3 separate regions of the Mus musculus genome follow, and all the other regions are linked to region 3. A link is a loop called in an ENCODE intact Hi-C map of the cell type or tissue named here. Cell type or tissue: left cerebral cortex. All regions are shown on one strand. Each heading gives the region's core, and the rest is flanking DNA. Links, peaks and the distances in the headings are about the cores only. Region 1 holds the start of Mesd (mesoderm development LRP chaperone). Region 2 overlaps Arnt2 (aryl hydrocarbon receptor nuclear translocator 2). Region 3 overlaps Arnt2 (aryl hydrocarbon receptor nuclear translocator 2).

Region 1 (6,569 bases), core at 195-5,194, 380 kb after region 3:
GAAGAGATTATAAATGACAAACTCCTTAGGGAGCTGCAAGGGACACAGGTGTGCTGCAGAGGTGAGAAATTCCCATTTTTATCTTTAACATGAAATGTCATTTCCATCTATGTCTTATGGTTTGTACTGGCTAGTTTTGTGTCAACTTGACACAGCTGGAGTTATCACAGAGAAAGGAGCTTCAGTTGAGGAAATGCCTCCATGAGATCCAGCTGTAAGGCATTTCCTCAATTAGTGATCAAGGGGGGAGGTCCCCTTGTGGGTGGGACCATCTCTGGGCTGGTAGTCTTGGGTTCTATAAGAGAGCAGGCTGAGCAAGCCAGGGGAAGCAAGCCAGTATGGAACATCCCTCCATGGCCTCTGCATCAGCTCCTGCTTCCTGACCTGCTTGAGTTCCAGTCCTGACTTCCTTGGTGATGAACAGCAGTATGGAAGTGTAAGCTGAATAAACCCTTTCCTCCCCAATTTGCTTCTTGGTCATGATGTTTCGTCCAGGAATAGAAGCCCTGACTAAGACATGGTTTTTGTTTGTTTCCTGCTAAGTGTTCTCACATAGCCCAGTATGACTTCCTAAGGGGATGACCTTGAACTTCAGATCCTCCTGCCTTCATCTCCCAAGTGCTGAGTTTACAGGTATATGCCACTCACTGTGCCAAGCCACGTTTTATGTTCTGAAGTCTCAAACTGGCTTTGATGAGAAGGCTAAAAGCCACTGCATGGAACAGGTCCTACAAGACTCCTCCTCAAGGGCCCACAAAGATCCAAGGGAAGCAGACAGAAATCCTAACCTCCAAGGTCAGCAACAAGCACTCAGTGTATCCCCATACATTAGTGCCCAGGAAGAAGAAAGCAATGGCATGGGTCTGGGTGACACATAAAAGCGTGCCCACAAGGCATGATGCTGTGCTCCTAAGCAGCAGACCATCAGAGAACAGTCACCACCAAGATATCTGATGGGAGTTACAGAGAGCATTCTTAGCAACTCCTTCCGTTCTTTCTTATCACTTTCTTACTTCCTCAATTAAGATACTAAAGACTTGGGTTTTTGGAACTATTGTTAAACAGAAAAAATAGGCTATAAAAAAAAACCCCGAAAAACCAAAACTCAGTTGGATGGGTAGGGAGGTGAGGGTGGGAAGGACAGATTTAGAAGGGGGTAGAGGATGGTGAATATGATAAAAAATATACTGTATAAAATATATAAAGTAGAACCTTTCATATTTTGAGATTTCAAACTTTAAGATCATATGGCCTTTGAACACAGACTTGTTCACATTCGTTTTATTAACCACGTGTTACAACCACATGTGTCAGCACAGCTACACCATGAACCATGGAACTGGAACTCATTCATTCTTCAAAGAGACTAAGCAATGCCATTTTTATTCTGATGAAGCAAAGGTTAAAGAGATAAAAGACAAGCCAAATTTCCAAGACAAGATATTAAAACAAACATACTAATTTTGGCCAATAAACAAACAAGTAAACCAATGTTTCAAGAAAAAAAAATTAAATAAAAGGATTCATAGACAGGAAAGGCCCAAGGTCCTTGGAAAGACTGCCAAAACAGACACCCTGCTTCAGCCCCAGCACACATCCAGGTGATGTGGCCAAAGCTGCAATCCCAGTGCTAGAGGCAGAGGTGAGAGGATCTTTTTAAGTGTGAGGAGTGAGGCCATCTGGACTAAATGGCCAGAGCTATAGTGAAAAATCAAATATAAACCCCAAATGCCCACAAAAATGACCTACTATAGCTTGGGGTCTTTACCTCTGAACGTCATAGTTGGCGTTGAACAGGCTACCCTGCCACAGGCTGGTGATCTCCTCTGTCTCCTTCTCGGTGGGGTTCCCAGACACGGTGACAAACATCATCAGAGTCTTCCCTTTCTTTGTCATTTTCAAGATGCTCTCAGGTTTGCCTGGGTCTAGCTTTGAGAAGTCGATAGGTGCTGAGGGTCTCTTGTGTTCTGGAAGGTCTCCTTCTTCTATGTCATCATCTTTCTGTCAGGAGAGAGGGAGCATTAACCTGTCATCAGAGACGCTCTCTGCACTTGCACAGGTTCTGCCCAGGATGTCAGACGCAGGGGCACACCACCAAACTACTACACAAACAAAATGTCCAAGGATATCCCCCTTGACAATACTTAGGGGTCCTGCATCACATAGGTTTCCATAATGTTCCTATTCCCAATTTAATCTCAATTTAGATTATAAAAACAGCCACATTCTGGTGTGGTTATAGATGCTACCTAGCAATGAAAATCAAATACACATACAACAGATCTCAAATACAAGTATAACGGCTGAGGGTTGTACTCTCAGTGACTCCCAGTGATCTCAAGGAGAAAGTGAGAATTCAAGGCCAACTTAAGCAATTTAGCAAGACCTTACCTACAAACACGCCTGGAGATATGGCTTAGTGGTAGAGTACATGTCATTCAGGATGAGGCCTTGAGGTAAATTGCCAACACCACTAAGGCAATTTTCTTTTGTTAAAATAACAGGTGCCAGGCATAAAAGAAAGACATATTATACAATCCCATTTATTTAAGGTATCAAGAACAAGTAAAAATAATGTGGGGGGACAGGAATTAGAACACTGATTGCTTCTGGGAGGATATGAGATGGGTCTGACTGAGAAAGAACACAAAGGAACCTTTCGGTGTGATGGTCTGTGATCCCAGGACTCACTCCGTTCTGTATTTCAATAAAGTGTAGGTTATCAGAGACAGAGGTCATGTCTAGCAACCCCAGGGTCCTGAGTCCTTGCTTCCAGCAGAGCAAAACAAACAAACTCCTCATGTTGCATCCTTAAAACCCACAATTCACTGCATGCAAATGTTCAACCCCCATACTTCTTCTATGTAGTGGTGTGTCCTAGCAATCCTGAAAACACCTGTGAATTTTAGGAAGGAGCAAAAGTGTACACATGCGAAGGATGACTATAGCAGATTCCTCACTTGGGGAAAAATGCCACATGGAAGCAGGAAGAGAGCACCCTGTGGGTACAGGCTGGAAATGCAGGCACATTGATTTGAGAGGTACCTGGATGAGTGGGTAGATAAAAATATTAAGACAGAGGTTTCTTGAAGAAAAGACTAGTCACCCTATGGAAAACAAAAAGTGAAGCCTTAAATATCTTTTTTGCCTCAGCAAGAATCACTCATATAACAAGTCAGAATGCCATGGACAACAACCTGAAGCAGTTCTAGGGCCAAATCTGGAATAATATGAACATCAAAATAGTAGTGAGGATTTATAATTCTCTAAGTCCATATTAACATAAAGAAAGAAAAAGAATATCAGTAGAATATCAATAAATAGTTAATAAATGGAATAACTAATAAATGGAAGAACGTACACAACAGACAGAAATAAATAATCCCCAAAGGGGATGGTAAGTTGGCTTGGTGGGCAAGGCGCTTGCCTTGGCAGATATGATGACCTGAGTTTAATCCCCAGGGCCCACATGGTAGAAGGAAAGAAATGACCAACTACATCCAACTTGTTCTTGGACCTTCATATGCATGCTGAGGTACATATATAGGCACAGAGATCTCTACTAGACCACATTCACAAGTGTGTTTGTATTAAATGCAGGGAATGTTATTCTGTTGGTCTCTGCTGTTCAGCTCAGTACACATCTCTCTAATAGACTAGAATACTCTCCTGTCCTGTCTAAAATCAAACCTGCTCCCTGTTGCCCTCTGACATTCCCACACAACACTTCCTCTTTATAAGATCCAACCATTTCTGTTTCTGTTTACGAGGGTTATTTCCTACCCCCTTGTTCTGACAGATGTCTTGCTCATCTCTGTGACCTCCTCTTCCTCGGGGTCTGAGCACTGTCCATGGCTAGGCCTCTCACAAGGCAAGGTTCACTTTAGCAGGTTAAAAGGCATTATTTACTAGAGTCCAAAAAGGACAGTTGGAAATTGAAAGGAGTCATACCCACTCAAATCTACTCCAAATTTTCTTTCCAGAATCTCACAGTGGAGCCCAAACCAGTTTGAAATTTACTATGTAGCCCAGGTTTAACTAAGGCTAGCCTCCTCCACTAGTCTCTTAAGTGCTGGAATTACAACCTTGCACTACCATGGCCCCACTACTCCAATTCTTCTGTTGGGTACAGAGAACAACAACAGGAGTCCCCCCTTTTTAAGTCAAATCCAACAGGTGGATATTTTAAATGTATGCCCAAAAGTCTTACCTCCTTCCAACAATATAGTTAGCCACAAGTTAAAAAAAAAATCAGCATTGGAAACAAACTCTGAAAAGTTCTCTGGCAGAGAACCTTACACAGTGAATATAGCTATGTGTGTGATTCCTTTCCATCAGCTGTGCCAATCAAATACGACAGTACAATCAAGGGCTGCAGTGTACTTTTGATCAGGAATCCCTCCTTAGAACCTTTTGCATACCCCAAATGCAATCAAGTAACAGACCAGAATTCGGCCTCTCACAAAACAAGTCCACTACTCCCATCAATGAAAAACCTGAGTTGCATATGAGATATGCCTTAGTTCCCTTTACCAGTAAAATAAACCCACCCAAGAAATTACAAAAGCCCCAGCAGGAATATACACCAAAAGAAGTCGGAAACCCTCTATATTTGGAAAGATCTCTATCAAAGCTAAAAAAAAGTTGAGAGACCACCTTTAGAACCCATTCACTCCAGAACAGGAGGAGGAAGGAGGGAATGCTCTTCAGGAGCGCTCGCTCCCTGTTCGCGGCTCACAAACCACCAAGATCAATGTAGAGACCCCTGCGACATAGCAAGGAAAGTAGGGCTTGACTGGTGAGAGTCCAAGTGCTGACTGGAGTGGCTGAGGAGCCATGATAGCGAAAGACACTGGGCGAGAGGCCTGAGCCGTGGTGGAATGAAGAGAGACGCGGGAGTCAACGGGTACTGGGAGACATTTCAAGAAAGACCCTCAGAGGGCAGCGAGCGGGATCAGGGGACAAAAGTCAGAAGGTCAAATGTCCGAGAGGGTAAGGGTTAGGAGAAAAGGGATCTGTATGGGAGATGCTCAGAAGTGTGCAGGCGACACAGACCTCCCACTGCTCCAGAAGTCGCGCCATGTCGGCATCGTTGTAATCGCGGATGTCCTTCTTTTTCCGTGGAGGTGGGGTGGCCTCGCCCGGAGTGTCCGCCGCGTAGGCATTAGGAGGAGGGAGCAACAGAAGGTCCGAGGCACACAGAAACAGTAGAACCGCGCGCAGCCACCTGGAGGCAGCCATGTTAGCAGCCTAGCGTAACGGACTGCCCAGCGTAAGGCACAATGAGCCTGCGCAGACAGCGTGCGGAGTCCGGACGCCGGGGCCTCGCCCCCACCCCGCCCCCGGCCTTCCAATCCAGTCCCTAAGCGTGTTCTGCGCAGAACTAAACCCAGTACTTGACCCCGTCCCACCCTCGCGGACTCAAGTCCCAATGGCTCCGCCTCCGAGGAGTCCGTAGCCTACCGCACCCCGCCTCGTTCTGGTTCCTCCTGTCCGGACCTCATCCGGTAGCTCCGACCCCCTTGGCTCCGCCCACAACTGCATTCCCTTGGGGCTCCCAACCTCAGGCTCCTCCCCGTCATCGAGCCTTTCACCACTTGACTCCACCCCTCAGCCACGGTCTCCTGACTCCGCCCCTAGGGTACCGCCTCCTCACCAGACTCCGCCCCATAGCTCTGGGAGCTCACCTGGCTGGGGACCAAGGGTTCTTCCTCCTGGTTCCTCCCCTTGCCAGGCTCCGCCCCGCGAGCTCCGCCCCTTGGCCTGGCCAAACAATCTACTCTAGCTGGGTCCTGCCCAACTGTGCTTTCTCCACTATTTGGGGGTTTTGTTAGAAGTCAGCCCTTTTGTCTCTCATTCTCTAGCCAGGGTCTGAAAGTTCCCTCAGGGTTTCAGTGACAGAGTCCTCGAAGCCTATGAAATGAATGAGTTGGAAGATATGCAAACTACCTTGACCCTGAGGCCCTTTTCAGGGTGTTGACATTCAACTACGCTCCCTAGTAATTTCTAGCAAGAACAAACCGCCTGCTGAAAAGCTAAGGACAGCTAGGGCAACTTTTCTCGAAGACTGTAATTATAGGGTCTATTGTTATTCTGCTCCACGGATGATTTTCGACCCACCATTCTTTCAATATCACTGTCAATTAAACTGGAAAAAAAAACCCATTTAATTGATAACCATTTTTATTGTTTAAAATAGTTCCTGTCTCTTCTGATTTTCATCTACCACTGTGGCTTTAACCTATAGGACAAAACCACCCTAATTTTATTTTCTATTTTACAAGATTTTGACCACTAAGATCTTCAAAATTAAAATACTTGGGGTCAGAGATACTTTAAAGTTTCCTAAGCTTTAAGTGGCAGATCTGATTTCTTTAAAATTTCAAATTATATCATAAGACATGAAACCTTGGTGTAGTTGGAAAATATTCAAAAACTATACCTTAAGTACTGACCCCAAAGTGCCACATAATGCATACAATTTATTTCTATATTTACAAATGTATCTCAAGAATGGGTTTTCAATGTTTATATCAGCATACTGTGTTAATTACTAAGCATACTTGGGT
Region 2 (6,569 bases), core at 1,089-6,088, 84 kb before region 3:
AATCCTGCAGTATGGATTGCTAAAAGAATGTGTAGAGTGTTAAAACATCTACTTTTCAATTAAAAAGTCCAAATTATTTCAAATGTTACCCCCTTAACTCACATTCTTTAGAGAAAAACCCCATTGTTCATCCTTGTCGGTTTCTAGAAGACTAGGCTCTGTAATGAATACTCTAGGTTGGTTCAAGTCCAGGCAGAAATGCTTTGCCTCACCCCATGCTGAAGACCCATGAGCCCTCCCTGTGCTGGGGTGAGTTCATCTGTGAGCCTCTGCTTCCTCATGGTTTGGGCTGGTGTACACAGCAGTTTTCCATCTTAGCCTGCAGTACAGATCTTGCTTTCTGGACTGCTTAAGAAAATTTGATCTAGGACTGAGTTCCATATCTGAAGAATTCCCCACAGCTGTCCTGTCTTGTAGTTTTAGTTTCTTTTCCATTGCTGTGATACACCGTGACCAAGGCAACATAGAGAATGAGGGGTCTGTTTGAGGGGTAAGGAGCCATCACCTCCACAGTGAGAAAACATGGCAGCAGGCAGACATTGTAAGGAGCGCAGCAGAGAGCTCACATCTTAAACCACAAACAAAAGCATAGAGTGTCCCTTGAAACCTCAAAGCTGCTCCAGTGACACATGGCCATACCTCCTAAGTCTACTCAAAAAAGGCTACCAACTGGAGACCAAGTATTCAAATGTACGAGACTGTGGGGAACATGGCATCTCATTCAAACCAACACACATACAGAGAGAGAACAGACACAGACAGAGGCAAACAGATGGAGACAGACCATACCATGCCCTCCTTGGCACTAGAAGCTAACGTAGACCCTGGGCAGGCTGGCACTTAGGCTTGGGTTCAGATCCACATACAGCTGAAGAAGAGGAAACAAGCTATCAAGAAGGAAACAGACATGAAGGTAGGTGTGCAGTGGCCTCCAACACCCTGAAGGTGGGACTGAGGCTCTCTGGAGGCAGGCCAATGAATTGGACCTTCAGCAGGAAGCCTTTGTTATCTTTCTTGGAGTCTTATGCTGCTTGCCCTGTCCTACTGTCAGATGGTGGGAATCAGACACCATGACTTAAAAAGATTCATCCAGGGTCTAAGAAGGGAACCACTTCTTTTGCAGACCTGTTTCCATAGTAAGTCTTGGTGCTTTCTTACATCTGGCAGGGTTTTTTTTTTTTGTTTCTGTTTGTTTGTTTGTTTTGTTTTTTGTTTTTATATCTTCTCATGAAATCCCAGTATTGGCATCAAAAGGCTGATAGCTCCATCAGGGCCTTGTACTATGGCTGGCATTGACTGTTGTTTGCTGTCACTGTCACCAGCATGGTGTCTCCAACTGTTCCTTCTGTTAAGATTGTGAGGCATGCTTGAAGAGACTCAGAGGGATGTGGAAGAAGATAGAGTATGAGGGAGAAAAGCCAGCACTGGCGTGCCCTGGCCCGTTCCTTTCCAGGTCTCCCTCTCTCACCTGCTAGTGAAGTGTTCCAAGGGCTCAGACAGTCACCCATTCCTCTCCAGTGCTTCACAGCCTCATAGAACTGGCCACACTGACCTCTTGAGGACTTTGGATCCTTCTGGACATGTGCCGGACCTAGTGCTGTGAGTCCTTCCTGGCTGGGCTTTCTTCCCACTTCACTGTCAGGACTTCACAGTGAGCCTCTCAGCAGGGTGCTGCTCTCCTCCTGGCTGCCTGGACACAGGGTGAAGGTTCAGAAGTTTTAGATTCTTTGCAAAGTAGCTCCACATGTGTGGGAGAAATGAGCTGAAGCAAGTCACCTGACATACATTCTTGTTGTGACCTCCCTAAGCTCAGCAAGAGAGGGAGACTCCCACCCAGCAAAGGGGCAAAAGCAGCTTTTAACCTCACTGAGGAAGTGGCCATGAGTTAAGGGAGACGATGAAGCTAGCCATCAGAGTGGAGGGTGGAGGCTGCATACAGCGATGGGCAGGAATGTATCAGTTCCTGCCACTGCCTTGTATCCAGGGCTGAGCTTCTAAACCACTATCACTAAGGGAAAATCCCAGCCCTTGGTAGACAGAGTCAGGAGACTCTGGAGTTCAAGACCAGCCTGGGCTAAATAGTGTGACCCTGTTTTAGAAATTAAAGAACAAGAGAAATAAAGAGGTGTGAGGGAAAGAAAGAGAGGAAGGGCAGGGATGACTCTGTAAGTGGGTCTTCCTGGAGTGGGAATATTTTCAGACATGTTGCCACTGCTCTGTTCTGGGGACCTGTGGCCAGGATCAGGACTGCTCCTGCGTAGCCAGTGCTGGGCAACTGTACTAGAATGACCTTTCTCTTTGCTTGAGAAGCGAATGCTCTGTGCAAACTCTTATGTGATGCTGCACTGTTATTCTTAAACAGCACCGCTAGGGAGACTCCTCACTTCTTTCTCACTTAAATTATGCTGCGAAATGCCTGTCCGAGCTTCTTGTTCAGACCGCCCAACAGGAAGTAGGGTCAACTATGTTTTCAGCTCACTGTCTGGAGACTCACTCGTTCACCGTGCTGAGGTTCGTTTTGTTTTTGTTTTTGATTTTTAGAGAGAATACAATAGGGCTTAAAGTCACATTTTGATTTATTTTATTATCCAGATGTTTCATAATAAGAGAGAAACATAAAAAACAAAGGATGATTTACTATGCTTCTCATCCCAGAAGTAATAAGCTCAGCTTATTGTAGTCATATTTAACATTGGACATGGTGGCAGGGACCTGAACGTAACACCAGGGCAAGTGTTTTGAAGTTTTTTTTTTCATGTGTGTGTGTGTTTTTTTTTAGCGGTCTGTGTGTGTGTGTGTGGCATTGCTGAGGGACTAGTGAAACTGAGTGGCTCTAAATACTCATATGGGGCTTCTGATTTATCTCCTAGACTGGACCCACTTTATTTGCCTTTCAAACTATTAACAGGATTGCTGTCTAAGTGTGAGTTGACGCTCACACAAGTGGCAGGGGTAGTTTCTCTCTATGCTGTATGTATGTGATTGCATACATACTCGTGGGTGGGAAGGTACTGTTTCTCTCCATTCTACATGTGTATGATTGTATACACACTTATAGGTGTTGGGTATAGCTTCTCTCCATGTTACACAGTATGATTGCACACGTTCTCAGGTAGGAGCCATAGTTTCTTGGTCTTTAATTTTTCATATACAAGTCATGACTCCAGGTTTCCAATGAACTCCAGTAGACTCAGGATCTAGACCACCCTTTTCTTTCACCTGATGCTGGCCTGATCCGAAGCTTGCCTAGCAGGGCTGGAACCCTTTACTACACCACTCAGTTCTTCCTATATCTATTCTGTAGGGTATTGAGTAAAGAAAACTCTGTCAAAATGAGGATGACAAACTATCCTGACTTGCTTGTGACTGTTTCAGCACCAAAGTCCTGGAGTCCAAGAAGACCTGCCCTTGGTCACTCCAAGCATCTCATTGATCTTTAGGCCTGGATTGAGGGCCAACTAGTCAGTTATGTTTTGTAGGAGTTTGCTTATTTATTATAATCCTATCAAAGGCCCTTGAGATGGCTCAGTGGTATGGGCACTTGCTGCCATGCCTAATGACCTAAGTTACATAACCATATCCACAGATAGAAGGAGAAAGCCTAATCTCTCACATGTCCTCTATCTCCACAGGCAAACGCAAGAGTGGAAGAGCTTGCTCTTTCTCGAGCGTGCTCTGCTCTCTCTCTCTCTCTCTCTCTCTCTCTCTCTCTCTCTCTCTCTCTCAATGTTACAGAAGCTGTGATATCAAATTGAACTGAATGGGATTTTAAAAATAACTGTGTATATTACACCTATTTACGGTTTTGATGAATCCAGGCACAAATCATTTGGAATTTTGAAAACGTAGGTAGTTTATGAAGGCAGAAAAGGTGATCTTTCCCTTTACAAGCACTAGGTGGCAGTGTGGCTCTGCAAAAATGCAACTGACCTCAGTTAAACATTTTTGGTGGTTATTTTCCACAGGCAATTTCCAGGAAGGTGAGATGATAGCTTAGTAATTATACAGGATATTAATGAGCTTTCTTTATTTAGAATTCCCACATTCAGCTCCATTTGTCCTGTAGACAGCTCTGGCCCAGGGCTGAACTTCCAAAGCCATGCTGTGGAGAGCGATACATGGTCATCTCGCGGGTGACATGCATGTGGTCTTCTGTCTTTTCCCTTCATCCTGTCCATCTCCGTTCCTCTTTGTACAGAGGAATTTCTTTCATCACAACTGCCATTTTTGTTGTGAGGACAGTTGGGTTTTGAGGACCAAGGATCTAAGTGGATGAGGGATCCCGTCAGGGAATTCTGGACATGTCAACTCAGGCTGCACTGCATATAATCCAGAGCAAAGACATGCAAAAGCTGTCCTCATTCCCTTCATTTTGCCGTATCTGATCCTAGTTCCTAGGTCCCTCGAGTTCTTGCTTAGCCACACATCTCACTGGGGCTCATCTTGAGGTATGTGGACAAGTATGCTCTTTATGTGTAACATGACTGCCTCCTGGTGGCCTGGGTGCCCCATGCATTTCCTGGGTCACTTATTCAATCCCTCAAAGACTAGGAAATGAAGTTCACCCTCCCTATGAGGGACCAGAAGGTGTGGCCTCTGTAACTGTGGTCTTCTGGCACATACTTCATTCTCTGCTTGTTTATTGTTTGAGCCGAATCTCACTGGGTATTCTCCATTCTCATAATAAACTGCTAAAACATGGAATTCCTCAGACCTCCAGTCAGGCAGCCAGCCTCTCTCCTGCTTGGATCATGAGACTATATCTCACCAAATCCTTCAGGCCTACTAAAAACAAGCAGGGTGATATAGGGTCTGCAGATGGATGCCACACTCAAGAGCCATGCTGACTGCTCATTTCCTACCGCAGAAACTCTGGGTGCACTTGATCATGGTTATGTTCCCCTCTGCCCTAACATCTTCCAACCTGTGTGTGCTGACATCAGAAGCACTTGGGCCTTTAAGAAGGATCATTTGGAGTGTTAGTTCAGTAAGAATTCACCAAAACATTGATATTAACAAGGGGAGGCCCAGCAGAGAAGAATCTCAAGAGTAATTCTGTGAGCTTCAACGAGCAGACAACCAGCTTCAGTGATTTTGGTATCAAAGGCCCATTTCCTCCTCAACAGCCTGTTTGATCCTGGGTGTAACAGGCTGGTTTTCTTGAAGGACCTTTGCCCTGAGGTTGGTAGAGACTCACCAAGTCACAAGCAGTATTCTCAGACAGCTTCACTGTCCCCTGATATTATGTCATCGCCCTTTGAACTTACTGTCTTCCAAATCCCTTGAGCAATATACCATAAAAGTAAGAAATTAAGTGCTGGTATAGAATACATGATGTGGATGGACCCACATACTCCAGGGATGATGGCAGACAAGAAACATTGATGCCTTCACACAACATGGCCTGAGTCATCCATTGGTGACCTGAGAAGCGTCAAAGGGGGACAAGTTGACACTTGAGTATTCCTATTTCTGACCAGAGAACTAATAGTGAGTGTACTGGAGACCTTTTGTTTGTAATTTTTTTCTCTTGAGACTCTGCGGATACTGTTTAGCATGGCCAAAGGTCGGAAGCATTGAGCAGCGATGTGATGGGGTGAAAATTGGAAGCATTGCATAGCGATGTGATGGGGTGAAGACTCCCCTGCGTTCACAGCTCATGTAACCAATTAGAGTCCTCTGAGAGTTATAACTAGTTCTTACCTGTGCCTTTGACTTTCCAGAATGGACTTCGATGACGAAGATGGTGAAGGTCCCAGTAAATTCTCAAGGTGAGTTTATTTTACCTTTCTTAAGCCAGTAGCCAGCAGTCACATGACTGTCATGAACAGGCACTTAGTGCCTTTTGTCACTGAGCAAGCCATTGCCTGATCTCTGGCCCTCTTGTGTACGTCTCATTTAATGCAAGTATTTGGCTTGGTGGCAAGCAACTTAGTAATCCTGAAGTGTCCCAAGCCTAGCCTTGTGGTACATGCTTGAAATCTCAGCACTTGCGAGTATGAGGCAGAAAGATGGCAAATTCAAGATAAACCTAAGGCATAGAGCAAGATTTTGTCTCAAAATAACCCATAGCAAATGTGAGTTCTTAATCCTGTTTGCTTTTAAGTTAAACAGTAACTACTAACTTTAATGGTCTCCCTTTAAAAAAAAATCTTAGGGTTCAAGTATAGAGAGAATTATCAACATGAATCCTGTTTGTTTGTTTTTTTAACTATGGAAAATAAGGAGAAATACAGGAAATATGGAGCCTGTCTGGGTTGGTGTCAAGATCCTGACAATCAAGCTATTAACAGCATCTTTGGCTGGCTCTATGGCACTGCTCTGGGTGTAGCCGACCTTTAAGGAAGGCTCCTGGGTCAACAGTGCTGGTGGTATAAGATAGAACCATGACTTCTGATTCTTCCAGTTTGTTCTGTTGGGGCATTTTGGGACACATGGATGTGTGCTGAAGGAAGGTATCATTCCTCCATTCTTACCATACTTTTCATCTGTACCACCTTCTTACAGCAGGGCTTGCCTTGATGCCCTCATTCCTGAGAACTCTTTCTTGGTTATTGTTAACCTTAGAA
Region 3 (6,569 bases), core at 715-5,714:
AATGTCAAACAGAGGTTAAAATTTTTATGTGAATTAAGTCCATCTAAGAAATAAGTTTATGATGCATTATAGCTGTGCACCTTGCACTTAGCCCCGGATCATCCTAATGCCCAAGGGGAAAAGAAGGAAGGAAGGAAGGAAGGAAGGAAGGAAGGAAGGAAGGAAGGAAGGAAGGCAACTCTTATGTTGTTGGTACTGCTCTGTGCCAGGCACTGTTTGCGTATGGGTGCCCACCATCTGATTTGTAGCCACTAAATTAGAAACACTGACTATTACTGGTCTCACATGGCATGACAGAGTGACCCCAGAGCAGAAGCAGATGAAAGTATGAGCCTAGCTGCTACCTGTCACTCTTACTCTCATGCCCCTCCCCCTTACTGCCGTTGGCTGCAGCAGCACCCCATTCTGTGGTCTTGCTGACCTGTTCAGCAGCCGGCCACACTGTCTGGCTGCTCTCTCTTCCTCCTCCTTCTGACTCCCTTGTCTAAATGTTTTTGCAGGTGGTTAAGCTGAAGGGCCAAGTGCTGTCGGTCATGTATCGGTTCCGCACCAAGAACCGGGAGTGGCTGTTGATCCGTACCAGCAGCTTCACCTTCCAGAACCCCTACTCTGATGAGATCGAGTACGTCATCTGCACCAACACCAATGTCAAGTACGTGCACAGCCCTCTCTTCTGCTGATTATTCACATATGAGTGAGCTGGTTTGCTTGAGGCTCCTTTCTCCCCATAGGATCTAGCTGCAACCCAAAACCCCTATGGGGTGAAGGGGCAAGAAAATGGGAGACTCTGGGTTTCCTTTACTGTGGTGTGCATCCCTTCCATGTTCAGATCAGGTTACCACAGCCTCCATTCCATTCTTTTCTTCTTGACATTAAGCCAAGCAGAGAAGTATCTGCTTCTACATCCTATTGTGGTAAACACTGTGCCTGGTCTCCTGTCCTGCTGAAGCTAGTGAGTGGAAGTGGAGTGGGCTTCATGAAGCTCAGGCCAAGGTCAAGCAGCATGTTGTAGCAGCAGCACCTAAGCTTGGAAGCATCCCTCCCTGCTCCCAGCCCGGGACCCCTGCCTTTTGTGTACCTTTCATATCCAGGGAGCTGACAGGTAAATCTGAGCTCTCGTTTTGGCCATACCAGTTTGTGGTATTGTGTAAGTCACTTCCTCTCTTACCCGTCACTTCATGGGATGCTAAGCTGTGTCAGAGAGAGGCAGCTCCACTCAGCCACACATCCACATGAGGAAACAGCTATCATTCTGTGAGTTGCTAAGCCTGATGCCGTGGATTGGGGGCAGTGGTGCCTTTGTGATTTACAATATCACACACTTATGGTATTGTATCATGTGTAACCCTGGTGTGAGCTAAGGGATATTCGTACCCTGCAAAGAACCAACACATGCAAACATGTGGGCACACAGGTGTTCCAGTGAGTTAAAGCACGTAAAAGCTATGCCTGGGGTGACAGAGTGTGGAATGAGACAGGCATACTAAAGACTGCCCTTGTGTCTGCTGTTTATGGTCACTGGAATTCCCAATCTCCATTCCTCTGGTCCAGTCAAGGCTGGTCCTGAAACCCATGGCCTTCTTTTCCCCATCTCTTGACACCAGGGGATCCTTCTAAGAACCTGCCACGTCCCTCTGTCAGAGCCTCCCTTCCAACCTGGCCTCGCTGAGCCGCTGCTCCCATTCAGCTTGTCCCGGTCCCTTGAAGCCTGGCTTTTGCACTAGTCCAACAGCTTTGAGCACGCCATCTGGGACGCATAATCTCTTGCTCCCTGATGCTTCTCCATCAGCCCTTCTGGGCTAGCTCTCCTTCTAAACATCTTCCCCCTCTGTGTACTTGGTACAACTGGATTCGTCTTCTACCCCATCTGCTGGTCAAACTGTAAATGGAGCCAAATAAATAGGAGAAGCCACAGATCCAGATGGGCAAAAAGATGATCCTGTCTCATCCAGAGGTTTCACTCAAATTGAGGGTGTTCCATTTTTCCTTGTCAGTCCCACAATGTGGAGGAGGGGTGCTCTTTACCCAGGGACCAAAGACATGCCCATGAGTGACACACCCATATCTGATGCTAGGTCTGATGAAAATAAGGAAGATTGGGAAATGAGAGTAGAGCCAGATGCACGGGGCTAGGTAGGCCCTGGCTGCTGCTGTGTTCAAGGTATAGAGGGTGCTGAGCAGGCTTCTCAGGTGCCAGGCTCTTGCCAGAAGAAGACAATGCTAGCTAGCCTAACCTTCTTAGCACCTGTGCAAACCAGATCTCTACCCCTAGGCTTATCTCTCCCAATATGGCCTCACACCTGCCAATTCAGGCTGCCTAGCCAAGAAGTCACGGAAATAGAAAAACAAGCCAACTATTCAGAGTCCTGGACACTATTCTGGAATCTTCCCCCTTTGGATCCTAGGGAAAACTACTTCCTCTCTGGATCCTGCCTCCTTCTCTGCCCCTATCCCTCTTTGTTCCTTCTCAGTATGTGGTTGTGTACACAGGCCTGTGCTCAGCAAGGGCTCTGAGGCCGCTGGATTCCTGTGAGTGAGGCTGTTCTTGAGGGTGTAACTTAAGCTTCACTGTCAACCTTCCTAAATCTCCCTGTCACTAACTCCTCCCTATTGATGAACTACTTCTATAGCACGTCCAAGCCACCCTATCTACAGTAACAGTGCCCTGGCTGGGCACCCAGCAGCTTTGTAGATTTGGATGGGCAGAGCTGACTGAGGAGCCTTGTTGCGGATGGTTGGGGGCTTTTAAATCTTTCACCGTTGTTCTTTTCCAGTCTTCATTTACCTTCTGCCATCAGAGTCACATGTCTGGTCACAGCTAATGAAGCTGATGTCCCCTGTCCACCATGACTGGACATGGCCTAGGCCAGGCAAGATGCTTGCATTACTGTTCTTGCTTTAAGAGGGGACCCAGTCCCAGAAGCCCAAGGCTTGAGCTTCAAAACCATGAAAGCATGGGTAGAAGTAGGCAGGTGACAGTGGACAGATACAGAGGAAGAAGAAGACAAGACAGGACCCCCCCCCCAGAGCCTAGGGAACACCCCCAGGAGGCAGCCCTGACAAGGGGGAGGCATAGAAGCAAAGTCACCCTCCTCTGCAAGCCAGCCAGGCTGACTGGGTTGGCTTTCTGAAAGCCAGACAGTGATGAGACAGAAAAGCATTTTGTTCAGAGGTGGGCTATTCTGCTGTCTCAGGTCAGTCGTTCTCAGCATCTCCTGGAAGTTGTGTGAATCAGAAAGCCCCTGGGGCACCTGCAGCAGCGGCAGTAGCAACACATGTCAGTTTTCTAAACCAGGTGTTCAGTGGCAAGGATGAAAAGCTTGCTCTGGACGGTAGAGGGCGGTGCTGACCAAGCATGTGAGCAGACAAGAGCATTCTTGAGTTTTGTCAGCTAGGCCAGCAGTAGGCCAGCTAGTTAGGAAAGCTCCTCCCATGCCCTGTGCTTGGGGGGAGGAGTGAGGAGTTGCTTGCTCGGTAGCCTTCAGCTAAGAGCATCCAAAAGCAACTTCCTGAAGGAGTTAAGCAAGCATTGGGTGTTTAGCATTTGTGCTAAACTGCTGAAAAGGCTCTTTGTCACCTCTGACTTCTTCCTGTTCCTTCCACACAGATGGAAGCCCAGAAAAACAGACTGATGCAACACACAGGGTGCACTTCACTGAGGAGGTCAGGTCTTGGTGTTTGGGATTTGATACTCTGAGAAACCAGTCATGTCCGTCTTTCCACATTCGCCCATCCTAGCTCCTGGACATTCACTTCCCATCTCTCTTCTGGAGAGTGACATGCAATTATCCTTAGGCCAAGCCTCTGCTATTAAAATAGCACTAGTCTGAGGTTGTCTCGGGTTCTCATGACACAAGCTCCTGATGTGTGCATACAGCCATAGCTACATGTGTGCACTCATATGTATGTGCATGGAGGGCTAAAGATGCATGTGTCCCTGTGATGGTAGGTGTATGTGTGCATACATGTATGCACGTGTACATGCATACACATATGTGTGAGTACAAACATGGATTCTTAAAGCCCAACTGGTCAATGATCACATATACCCCATGGTCGTTAGTAGGAGTTACCTGCTTGATAGTAGGTGGAAAGTGAAGAGAAGGGGTGGATGCAAAAGGAGGCAGAAGGTTGTACAGCCAGGAGGCAGCAGCCTTCAGTGAGGGCTGGACACAAAGAAACCATTCTGTTCTGTCTTTTTGAGAGCCAGGCAGCAACTTCCAGTCAAGATGAGACGAGACCCCTCCAATGACGGGCTCCAAACCCAGGGAGCCTCTTAGTCCTTTCTTTTCCTGCCCCTCAGAGGAGAACCAGAACTGAAGGTTATGCCCAGAACTCTAGCACGCTTCCCCCTCTGCCCCGGTGGAGGTCCTGGTGTAATGTGACTTAAACAGTTAATAACTAATGCTTGAAATTAATACACCAACAGTTACTTTTTAACCAGCTATTACCCAAATAAAGAACACAGAGACCTTTAGAATGATAATAAGCCTTAAAGCACCGGAGCTGGGCAGATATCAACCCTCTAAGCTATTTTGTCTGTTCATGCCTTGAATCCCAATATATTGCTTGCCATATGCTTCATTTGCACTGTTCTTGCTTCATCGGGCTAGCCCTCATAGCCACATGCTCATGGTCCATATTAGCCCATGGTAAGACTTCCTTCTTCCTCCTCTCCTTGGTCTCCCTTATAGTCCCTACCTGAGACCCCCCCCCCCCCCGCCCCAAGCTCAGGAACCTTTGTCCTGCCTACCTCTCTTCTACCCAGCTACAGGCTGTCAGCAACTTTGATTAACCAATCAGAGATAATTTGGGTGCAAGACTTTCGAGACAAAAGCTGATGTACATAAAAAATTAATTCATCTTGGGGCAACAGAATTTACTGGCGTATGGAATTTAGCACTTGAATGCATAGCAGCACCAGACCAACCCCCAACATTTTGGTGACCTCTCAGGTGATGGTCACTTTCTTCCAGCCACTATTGAATCAACTTACAAGGCCAAAGAGATTTCTCTGAACATGATCACGTCAATGCCATGAGTCCAGAGTCTCCAGGAGCCTCTGGGACATGGAGGGTGTTTATTCTGGGCAGAGGAAAGAGGTCAGGCTCCACAGCCCTGCAGAGTTATATTTGAATCCGTTATATTTGCATTCTAGCTAGGAACACCACTTAAACTTGCTGAGCCTCATCTCCTTTATCTGATAATTGATAGCCATATATTGTAAAGATGTAAAATGCTGGCCAAGTACTGGTGATCAGTCTTCCATTCGGATATGAGCAGCCTGCCAGTGAGCCGTCATGCCTCCCTAAGATGCAGGGAACAGGAAACAGCAGATAATGGAGTACAAACAAGGAAGGACAGCGGTTCTTCTTTGACAGTAATGATTATATTGATTCTTTAAGAAAAAAAATTAAGAAAGGGTCTCATGCTGCCCAGGCTGGCCTTGAATATGAATATAACCTTGAACTACTGAATCTTTTGCCTCCACAACTCTGGTGCTGGGATTACAAGCACGGGCCACCATGGCTGCTTTTATGTGGTGCTGGGAATTGAGCCCATATCATTCATGCACTCTCCCAACTCTGCTAACCCTCTTTTTAAATTTTTTAAATCTATTATCATCATTATTATTATTATTATCATTATTGTTATTATTATTAATGCTCCAGTTTGCTTATATAAGAGGCTTACACTGCCTGGTGGGACAGCACACCCTTCTGATTCCATCCTTGCCTTTGTTCCTGTGCTCTTACACCACAGTAAAGTGTCAGGTCCATTGCGCCCCGGAACCTCAGTCTGCTCATCTGCCCTTCCCTGGAGACCCAGCCCCATCAGAGCAGGAATCTGTCCTGTTCTGAGTCATCAGAACAGGACTTGGGCATGGCTGTTTTCTTTGCCTCCACATAGTTCACTGAATAGACTTCTGGGTTTGATTCCAAAGCAGCTGCTCAGCAGGTCCTCCTACAGAGTCTCTTCACTGGGGTGTCTAGACCTTACCCTCTACCTTCTTTGTAATGTGAGTTACAGGCTTCACTGTTCCCTGAAAGCAATCCAGTCTCCCTACTTTAAAACTTGAAGCACCAGTTTTCTCTCTCAACGTTTTGTTTCCCCACACTCACTCCACCCCTAACTGAACATCCTGGTAGAGTAGGAGGAGCCTGGAAGAGTAGGAGGAGCCTGGAAGAGTAGGAGGAGCCTGGAAGAGTAGGAGGAGCCAAGCACCTTGGACTCAACCCTGAAGTGAGATCCTGCTCTGATGTAGCAGGACATCTCTGATCTAAACCTAGCTTTGAGCTCCAGCTTCTTGATATTGGATGTGGATAAAGTAACCACCATAAAAATTCAGTCTGAGGCATGAGTAAGAAGATGTGCACCCTCACGGCAGGTGCTTTGCTCAGTGCCGAACAGACTGCTTTCCTGAATTTTGTTTTTAAAAGAATTTTAGTACTGTATTTTTCCCCTGAATAAAACAAAGTCATTTGCTGAAGTCCTTGTTTGATCCAGGCATGATGGTGCCTGTCTATCCTCCTTCAACTAGAGAGCTAAGGCAGGAGGGTCAAGAGTTA

What was found. Hi-C counts contacts between places; a loop is a spot of excess contacts. Peaks named below come from ENCODE experiments on the same cell type or tissue, not always from the same donor. Only the 100,000 strongest peaks of a DNase experiment are listed, where the experiment ranks them.
Region 1: it touches region 3 in a loop (2.8-fold over the local background); 2 of 42 quality-filtered maps call a loop at or near these places.
Region 2: a loop joins it to region 3, with 5 times the contacts of the local background. A loop is called at or near these places in 21 of 42 quality-filtered maps.

What each region holds. Positions count from the first base shown.
Region 1 is chr7:83,890,962-83,897,530 of GRCm38, reverse strand. Mesd (mesoderm development LRP chaperone) reads right to left here and starts at 5,265. Exons shown (of 3, transcript NM_023403.4): 1 at 5,056-5,265; 2 at 1,769-2,001. The coding sequence starts at 5,241. In left cerebral cortex, for the core only: a CTCF peak has its summit at 2,994; no DNase peak of the experiment used is centred there; H3K4me3 peaks cover 859 bases; H3K27ac peaks cover 575 bases.
Region 2 is chr7:84,353,722-84,360,290 of GRCm38, reverse strand. It overlaps Arnt2 (aryl hydrocarbon receptor nuclear translocator 2), which reads left to right. Exons shown (of 19, transcript NM_007488.3): 3 at 5,724-5,771. Among named protein-coding and RNA genes, the nearest start is that of Gm30873, 20 kb to the right of the region's middle. In left cerebral cortex, for the core only: CTCF peaks have their summits at 2,357, 3,895 (motif pointing right), 4,497 (motif pointing left) and 5,851; DNase peaks (open chromatin) are centred at 1,673, 3,494, 3,924 and 4,492; H3K27ac peaks cover 1,468 bases.
Region 3 is chr7:84,269,418-84,275,986 of GRCm38, reverse strand. Arnt2 (aryl hydrocarbon receptor nuclear translocator 2) reads left to right here. Exons shown (of 19, transcript NM_007488.3): 12 at 501-652. Among named protein-coding and RNA genes, the nearest start is that of Gm26708, 40 kb to the right of the region's middle. In left cerebral cortex, for the core only: CTCF peaks have their summits at 1,867 and 3,326 (motif pointing right); DNase peaks (open chromatin) are centred at 1,802 and 3,369.